Regions from separate parts of the Homo sapiens genome. Here region 2 is linked to region 1. The links are chromatin contacts, found by Hi-C or POLR2A ChIA-PET in ENCODE. All regions are on one chromosome and are shown on one strand. The core of a region is the stretch at or near the end of the contact, and the rest is flanking DNA. Distances in the headings are between cores, read along the strand shown. Region 1 holds the start of NDUFC2 (NADH:ubiquinone oxidoreductase subunit C2). Region 2 overlaps GAB2 (GRB2 associated binding protein 2).

What was found. A loop is a pair of places that touch in the nucleus more often than their neighbours do. ChIA-PET counts read pairs that join two places held with the same protein, here RNA polymerase II (POLR2A). Pooled maps may share reads with other maps.
Region 2: a loop to region 1 is called in a map with no recorded cell type, with 6 times the contacts of the local background. The contact joins the enhancer-like site here to the promoter of NDUFC2 in region 1. A Hi-C loop is called at or near these places in 4 of 37 single-sample maps with no recorded cell type and 4 of 50 pooled maps. POLR2A ChIA-PET finds 5 or more read pairs at or near these places in 1 of 52 experiments (H1).

What each region holds. Positions count from the first base shown.
Region 1 is chr11:78,078,080-78,081,587 of GRCh38, reverse strand. NDUFC2 (NADH:ubiquinone oxidoreductase subunit C2) reads left to right here and starts at 1,726. Exons shown (of 3, transcript NM_004549.6): 1 at 1,726-2,009. The coding sequence starts at 1,844. It overlaps NDUFC2-KCTD14 (NDUFC2-KCTD14 readthrough), which reads left to right and starts at 1,726. Exons shown (of 3, transcript NM_001203262.2): 1 at 1,726-2,009. The coding sequence starts at 1,844. It overlaps LOC105369401 (a long non-coding RNA gene), which reads right to left and starts at 393. Exons shown (of 3, transcript XR_950342.2): 1 at 147-393. RefSeq lists a silencer at 1,554-1,743 and an enhancer at 1,947-2,006.
Region 2 is chr11:78,221,576-78,225,083 of GRCh38, reverse strand. It overlaps GAB2 (GRB2 associated binding protein 2), which reads left to right. Exons shown (of 10, transcript NM_080491.3): 6 at 1,408-1,672; 7 at 2,889-2,979; 8 at 3,305-3,407. It also overlaps a transcript of USP35 not described here. Among named protein-coding and RNA genes, the nearest start is that of USP35, 34 kb to the right of the region's middle. RefSeq lists enhancers at 1,172-1,251, 1,292-1,561 and a silencer at 1,652-1,741. Within about 2 kb of position 1,608, at least 3 of the 41 ENCODE cell types and tissues checked have a DNase peak (open chromatin) inside an H3K27ac peak, as active enhancers do.

The sequences.
Region 1 (3,508 bases), core at 477-2,976:
CGGGTCTCCTCTGTCTCTACCAGACAGGGAAAGGAACCGAAATTAAGGGAAGGGAGAGACTGAAGGGTGGTGCCGAAATTGAAAGGAGAAAGAGGTTGAGGGATAGTGAAAGAGGTTGAAGAAGAGAGTAGAAAGAGGCCACTTACCCGATTTAAAATTGGTGAGATGTTCCTTGGGCTGGTCTGAGGACCCGAGGTCGTAGGTAGATCTTCCTCACGGAGCAAAGAGCGGGAGGACAGGGGATTGATCTCCCAAGGAAGGTCCCCCGATCCAAGTCATAGCACCAAATGTCAAATGCATCCGTGTGAAGAGACCACCAACAGGCTTTGTGTGAGCAACAAGGCTGTTTATTCACTTGGGTGCAAGTGGGCTGAGTCCGAAAAGAGAATCAATGAAGGGAGATGGGGAAGGGGTTGCTTTATAGGATTTAGGTAGGTAATGGAAAATTACAGTAAAAGGTGGTTGTTATCTATTGTTAGCAGGGGAGGGGGTCACAAGGTACATGATGGGGAGATCATAAGACTTATTGTCCAGAAGAAGAATGTCACAAGGATGGTTGATCAGTTAAGGTAGGGCAGGGACCAGTCACAATGGTGGAATGTTTGTTAATCAGTTAAGGCAGGAAGTGGCTGTTTTACTTCTTTTGTGGGTTTTTGGCTGCCCCAGACTTCTTGGCTCCCGCAGGCCATCTGGACGCATATGTGCAAGTCACAGGGGTTACAATGGTTGAGCTTCGGCTGAGAGGCCTGACAGCAGAGACTGGAAAATTGCTTAACAGAATTATAAATTCCTTCTTTCATTACTCAAACCTTTTTTTTTTTCTTTTTGAGACGAAGTTTCGCTCTTGTTGACCAGGCTGGAATGCAATGGTGCGATCTCGGCTCACTGCAACCTCCACCTCCCAGGTTCAAGCGATTCTCCCCCCTCAGCTTCCCGAGCAGCCGATTATGCTGCCTCAGCCTTCCCAGTAGCTGGGACTACAGGCACCCGCCACCACGCCCAGCTAATTTTTTGTATTTTTCGTAGAGATGGGATTTCACCATGTTGGCCAAGCTGGTCTTGAACTCCTGAAGTGATCCGCTCACTTCAGCCTCCCAAAGTGATGGGATTACAGGCGTGAGTGACGGCGCCTGGCCTCATTACTCAAACCTTTAGGGAACACCTCCTCACTCAGCCATGTGTAACGACGTGAAGACCCAGAGGTGAAACATTTTAGGGTGCTGCCTCCGAATCTGAATTTCAACAATAGACTAAAACGATCCAGTCCTGGGCTTCTCTAAATTCTTTTGTTGCTGGCCAGACCTTAATTTTAGGCTTTGGAGGGAGTGTCTATGCGAATGAACGACTGAAAACTCAGAAAACGAAAACTAGCTTTTATGGAATTTCAATTAATTACGTTTATCAAAACTACGCATCATGCCCATTTGTGGGTATTGGATGAAAAGATAAATCTTTCCAGAAGGGGCAGGGGAGGGAGAGGCAATTCTGGTTGGGGAAGTTGGGAGAAAAGAAAATCAGTATCTCCTAGTCTTCGCCCAGTTTGGCTCGTTTGGGGTACTCCTCGACCCCGCGTTACCAGGCCCGTGAATCCCACTCCCACCAGAGAATTAGCGCGGGCGGACGAGCAAAGTGAAACTTAGTAGCCCGGAACTTCGCGTGCCGGGTTCCCGCAGCAACACGTACCGGGAAGCGTTTGGGCGCTGCACCGCGCTGCGCCGTGCCCGTGAGTCCGGCGCGCAGAGGAGGAGGAGAAAGCTGACCGCTTAGGCCGGGGTAGTGGTCGTCGTGGTTTTCCTTGTAGTTCGTGGTCTGAGACCAGGCCTCAAGTGGAAACGGCGTCACCATGATCGCACGGCGGAACCCAGAACCCTTACGGTTTCTGCCGGATGAGGCCCGGAGCCTGCCCCCGCCCAAGCTGACCGACCCGCGGCTCCTCTACATCGGCTTCTTGGGCTACTGCTCCGGCCTGATTGATAACCTAATCCGGCGGAGGCCGATCGCGACGGCTGGTGAGTGCTGCGCGGCCGGGATCGGCTGGGAGGAGAAGGGGTCGTAGGGCTGCAGACTGGCCCGGCCGTAGGCCCCCCTGAGGTGCTCTGCTTTTCCGTGCCTTTTTGCCTAGCTGGCCCCATCTCGCCTTTCCGGGGAGTCCGCGCCCCATTAGCTCTTTAGAATCAAGCAGAGCCAGAGTGTCATTTGGCACTTGAAGAAACTGAGGTGCAGTGAAGCAGGAACTGAGTCTGTGAAGGACCCGAAACTACTCTCCTCAGTTCGTGTTGTGCTGTGTGCGCAAATGAGCCATGACTCCATGCCATGCACTACTCACACTGTGGGCATTATTGATAGCATTTCGGCCTTAAAACACTTTTAGGGATGTATTATTCACAACGAGGAAACCGAGCCTAACAGATTAACAGCAGCTTGCCCAAGGTCATATGGCTATTAAGTAGCAGAGCTTGGTTTTTTTTTTTTTTGACCTCTGAATGGATATTGGACACCAGTGCTTCTCAAACTTAATGTGCATACGAATAGCATAGGTGTCTTGTTAAAATTCGGATTCTGGGCTGCGCGAGGTGGCTCACACCTGTAATCCCAGCGCCTTGGGAGGCCGTGGCGGGCGGATCGCCTGAGCTCAGGAATTCGATACCAGTATGGGCAATAGGGCGAAAACCCGTCCCTACAAAAAAATACAAAAGTTAGCCGGGCGTGGTGGTGCACGCCTGTGGTCCCAGGCTGAGGGAGGCTGAGGCAGGAGGGTCGTTTGAGCCTGGAAGGCAGAGGTTGCAGTAAGCCGAGATTGCACCATTGCACTCCAACCTGTGCAACAAAGTGAGACCCTGTCTCAAAAAAAAAAAAAAAGCGGATCCTGATTCATGAGGTCTGGGGAGGAACTTGATGTTAACAACAAGCGCTCAAACACTGCTGCTGCTGGTCTGAGGACCACGGTTTGAATAGGAGGCTCTAAACCAGTGTGCTGTACTTCCCAGTAGTATGTCACTGGCTTCCTATCAGAGACACTGACTATTCTGATAATAACCACCACAGTAGCTTTGCTAAGCTCTATGGATTTCCAGAGGGAAAAGAGGAGAGGAACTTTGGAAGAGGGGTCTTTGAAGTTAACTTTGATTATCAGGCAGGACTGAGAGACAGACAGCTTTCTAGGCCCGTGGGGCTAGTGGGAGCTAATGGGGGCAAGGACCTCTGAATGGAGGGTGTTTGATGATTGAGTGAGTGTTCAGGTTTAGATAAAACTGCAAGGGAGATTTTAGCAGAGCATGGCAATTTATTTTCTAGGCAGTCAGGAACTTTGTAAGCTTTTGAGAGCTGCAAGGGTGCAGTGATGAGCTCTGTATTTTAAAAAGTCATCTTTGTCAGCAATGTGAGGCGTTGATTGGAGCCAAGAAGCACAATCAGGAAAAAAGCTCAGGCAATGGTTCAGGCAATTAGGAGTCACCACACTTGTACCTCTTTTGCCTTCTTACAGCTGTATGTCATGCCTGAAGGTCAG
Region 2 (3,508 bases), core at 359-2,858, 140 kb before region 1:
CCTCAGGCCGGCCTGGTTAGGTAAAAGGTCACACCTTATGGAATTAAAAGCACAACCCCAAAAGATTGATGGCGTCTCCATCTTAGGACCCTGCCCAAGTTCTTGTCTCAGTTCAGAACCCTGCGTTGAGTCTTTGGACAAGTAAGATATAAGTATTCTAGTCTGGAAGAAATGTATGTGCTAAGGTAGACTGGATTACAAGGTTCACCAACCTTGTAGGTAAGCAGAGGATCTAGAATGCAATAGACCCAGGCTGCACGGTGGGGGAACCTCTAAGACAGCAACCTTACCCACGTGGCCTCACATGCAGGAGGGAGGCTGCAGTGTGAGACTCCAGGCAAGGGTGGTACTCACAGTCAGGCTAAGTGGCAGAATTATGGCTTGAGTGCAGGATCCCAGGCTGCCCTCTGGAAGATGCTAACCGCAGTTCTCCAAGGTGTCAGGCAAGAAGACCAGGGCCTGGCTTCAGGCCCACTGAAAAGACAGTGAAATCAGGTAACCAAGGCAGAAGCAGCTTAGTTGTATGTCACGGCAGATAGAGCAAGAGTTAGAGGAAGGCTGGGATTGCTGTATCACACAACTCTGTAGAAGCTCTGACTGCAGCTTGGTGGTCCCCTAGGTGCCTGGAGTGAGCCCCAGGTACTTAGAAACCTGGACTGGGGAAACACAACTGGCCCCAGACCTCACCTTCCAGAGCCAGGACTCCTAATATGCTCCTTGTTCTGATCCAGGGCCTGAGATGCTGACCTGCCAGTGGTGAGTCTGGACTTGAGGTGGAGGGCAGGTCCTGAACCAAACCTACAGTCTATGGACTATGCCACCCACAGTGTTGGTCAGGCGTCCAGAAAGCCAAGTGGACCCAGTCACCAAGAATATTTTATACTCTAGATTTATCAAAAATTATTAGTGGATGCCAAAGGATCGTGAAGGCTTGAAGGGGCCCACAGACCTCATATATTCTTGTCTCCCACTCTGCTTCCTTTTTTTTATTTTTTATTTTTTGAAACAGAGTCTCACTCTGTCACCCAGGCTGGAGTGCAGTGGCATGATCTTGGCTCACTACAACCTTGGCCTCCCAGCTTCAAGCGATTCTCGTGCCTCAGCCTCCTGAGTAGCTGGGACTACAAGCATATGCCACCACGCCCAGCTAATACTTTGGATTTTTAGTAGAGAGGAGGTTTTGCCATGTTGGCCAAGCTGGTCTCGAACCCCTCACCTCAAGTGATCCACCTGCCTCAGCCTCCCACTACTCTGCTTTCTTATTTGGTCTCCCCAAGGTCTCCCTTACAGCTTCAAAGTATAGCTAACCCAGTCATGACTTGTCTTGCCTCATTTACAAAGTCTTACCCCCTTCCTGTTTCTTCTTGCTAGTAACAGCTGTATTTCTTTCACTGTTCCTCTCCCTAGCCAGGGAAAATGATTGTGGGCCGATCGGACAGCACCAATTCTGAAGACAACTATGTGCCCATGAATCCAGGTTCTTCCACCCTGTTGGCCATGGAACGAGCAGGTGATAATTCCCAGAGCGTCTACATCCCAATGAGCCCAGGGGCCCATCACTTTGACTCACTTGGCTACCCATCAACAACCCTTCCTGTGCACCGAGGCCCCAGCAGAGGAAGTGAGATTCAGCCACCCCCTGTCAACCGCAACCTCAAACCTGATCGGAAAGGTAAGTCCATTCTTTCCCCTGTCCCATCTCTGGACAGTGGCTAGGGACTCTTTCCATTTGCTTAGGGGTCATGTGGATCCTGGACTTGAGAGGTGTGACTTGGGGCAAATCATGTAAAATCTGAGTCTCAGTTTTCTTATCTGTGAAATGCAGATGGTAATTCCTACCTCCCAGGTTTGCTGCAAAGGAGAGCATCTAGGATAGTACTTTGGTACATAGCAGGCGTTCAGTAAAGTCAGCTTTGTGCCCCCTGCATGTAGACCAGGCAAGGTCCTCGTCTGCTACAATCTCACTCTCCTGGCATTGGATCAGTGGCAAGGATTCAAAGGGAGGAGTAGGATAGCTAGGCAGAGATAGCCCCCTGTGGGTCTGGCCAACAGGGAATTCAAATCTTAGCATTTGGAACTGAAGCCCTCAAGCCCTTATGGCATCTACCTTCCTCCACTGTGGCTTGCACCGACCTGGCCAGGAGCAGCAGGGAGTAGTCACGGTGACCATCTATACTTCAAATATGGTCTCTTGGCTGGGCGCCATGGCTCACGCCTGTACGCCTGTAACCCCAACACTTTGGGAGGCTGAGGCGAGTGGATCACCTGAGGTCAGAAGTTCGAGACCAGCCTGGCCAAAATAGTGAAACCCCGTCTCTACTAAAAATATAAAAATTAGCTAAGCGTGGTGGCAGGCGCCTATAGTCCCAGCTACTAGGGAGGCTGAGGCAGGAGAATCACTTGAACTCAGGAGGCAGAGGTTGCAGTGAGCTGAGATTGCGCCGCTGCACTCCAGCCTGAGCAACAGAGTGAGACCCCGTCTTAAAAAATACATATATGTGTGTTAATATATAAATAGTATATATTTTTATAAATATTAATATATTAATATATAAATATATTTTATATATAGTCTTTTATTTTTAAATGAAGTCATAAATTGAGGGAGAAAAATCTGTTGTCAAACCCTGTGTCCCCACTTTTGATTCTGAAAATATAATTACCATAGATACAGCAGAAAGAATATATAATTTGGAATCTGAAGACATGACTTCAAGGCTCATCAATATGGGCAAAGATTATACAACCTCGCTGAGCGTCAGTTTCCCTGTGTGAAACTGGAATGACTTTGCAGGCCTTTATAAACATGCTCATGTGTTATATATAAGGTGTGTATGTGTAGCATTATCATTACTGGCTGATTACCAGACTTTCTTTTCCTGCTCCAGCAAAGCCAACACCACTTGACCTGAGGAACAACACCGTCATCGATGAACTCCCCTTCAAGTCACCTATCACCAAGTCTTGGTCTAGGGCCAAGTAAGTGCGTATGTGTGGGGGTGGGAGCTTGGAGTCGGGCCATTAGGGAAAATGAGTGATGTGGTAGCTGGCCTGTGGGCCGGGACAGCTGGATTCTGATGCTAACGCTATCATTAGCTGATCATGTCTCGATGTCTTGTGGCTTGGTTTCCTCAGCTGTAAAAGAGAATAATTATACCTGCCCTATATCAGATCTTAATCTGATGGAGTGTGCAGCTCTAATGGCTGAGGTCTGGGTGTGTGAGGGTCAGGGCCCAGCTGGAGGCTAGAAACATGGCAGCAGCCATGCAGCTTCCCCAGTGTTAACTCTTCCTTCCCACAACAGCCACACCTTCAACTCCAGCTCCTCCCAGTACTGCCGCCCCATCTCCACCCAGAGCATCACCAGCACAGACTCAGGAGACAGCGAAGAGAACTATGTCCCTATGGTGAGTCCTTCGGGCTTCGCTGGAATGACGCCTTTCAAGTCCCCTGGGACCCACCCCTCAGTTCCCCACTTCCCAGCTTAGCTAACTCACCTCAGCCCAGG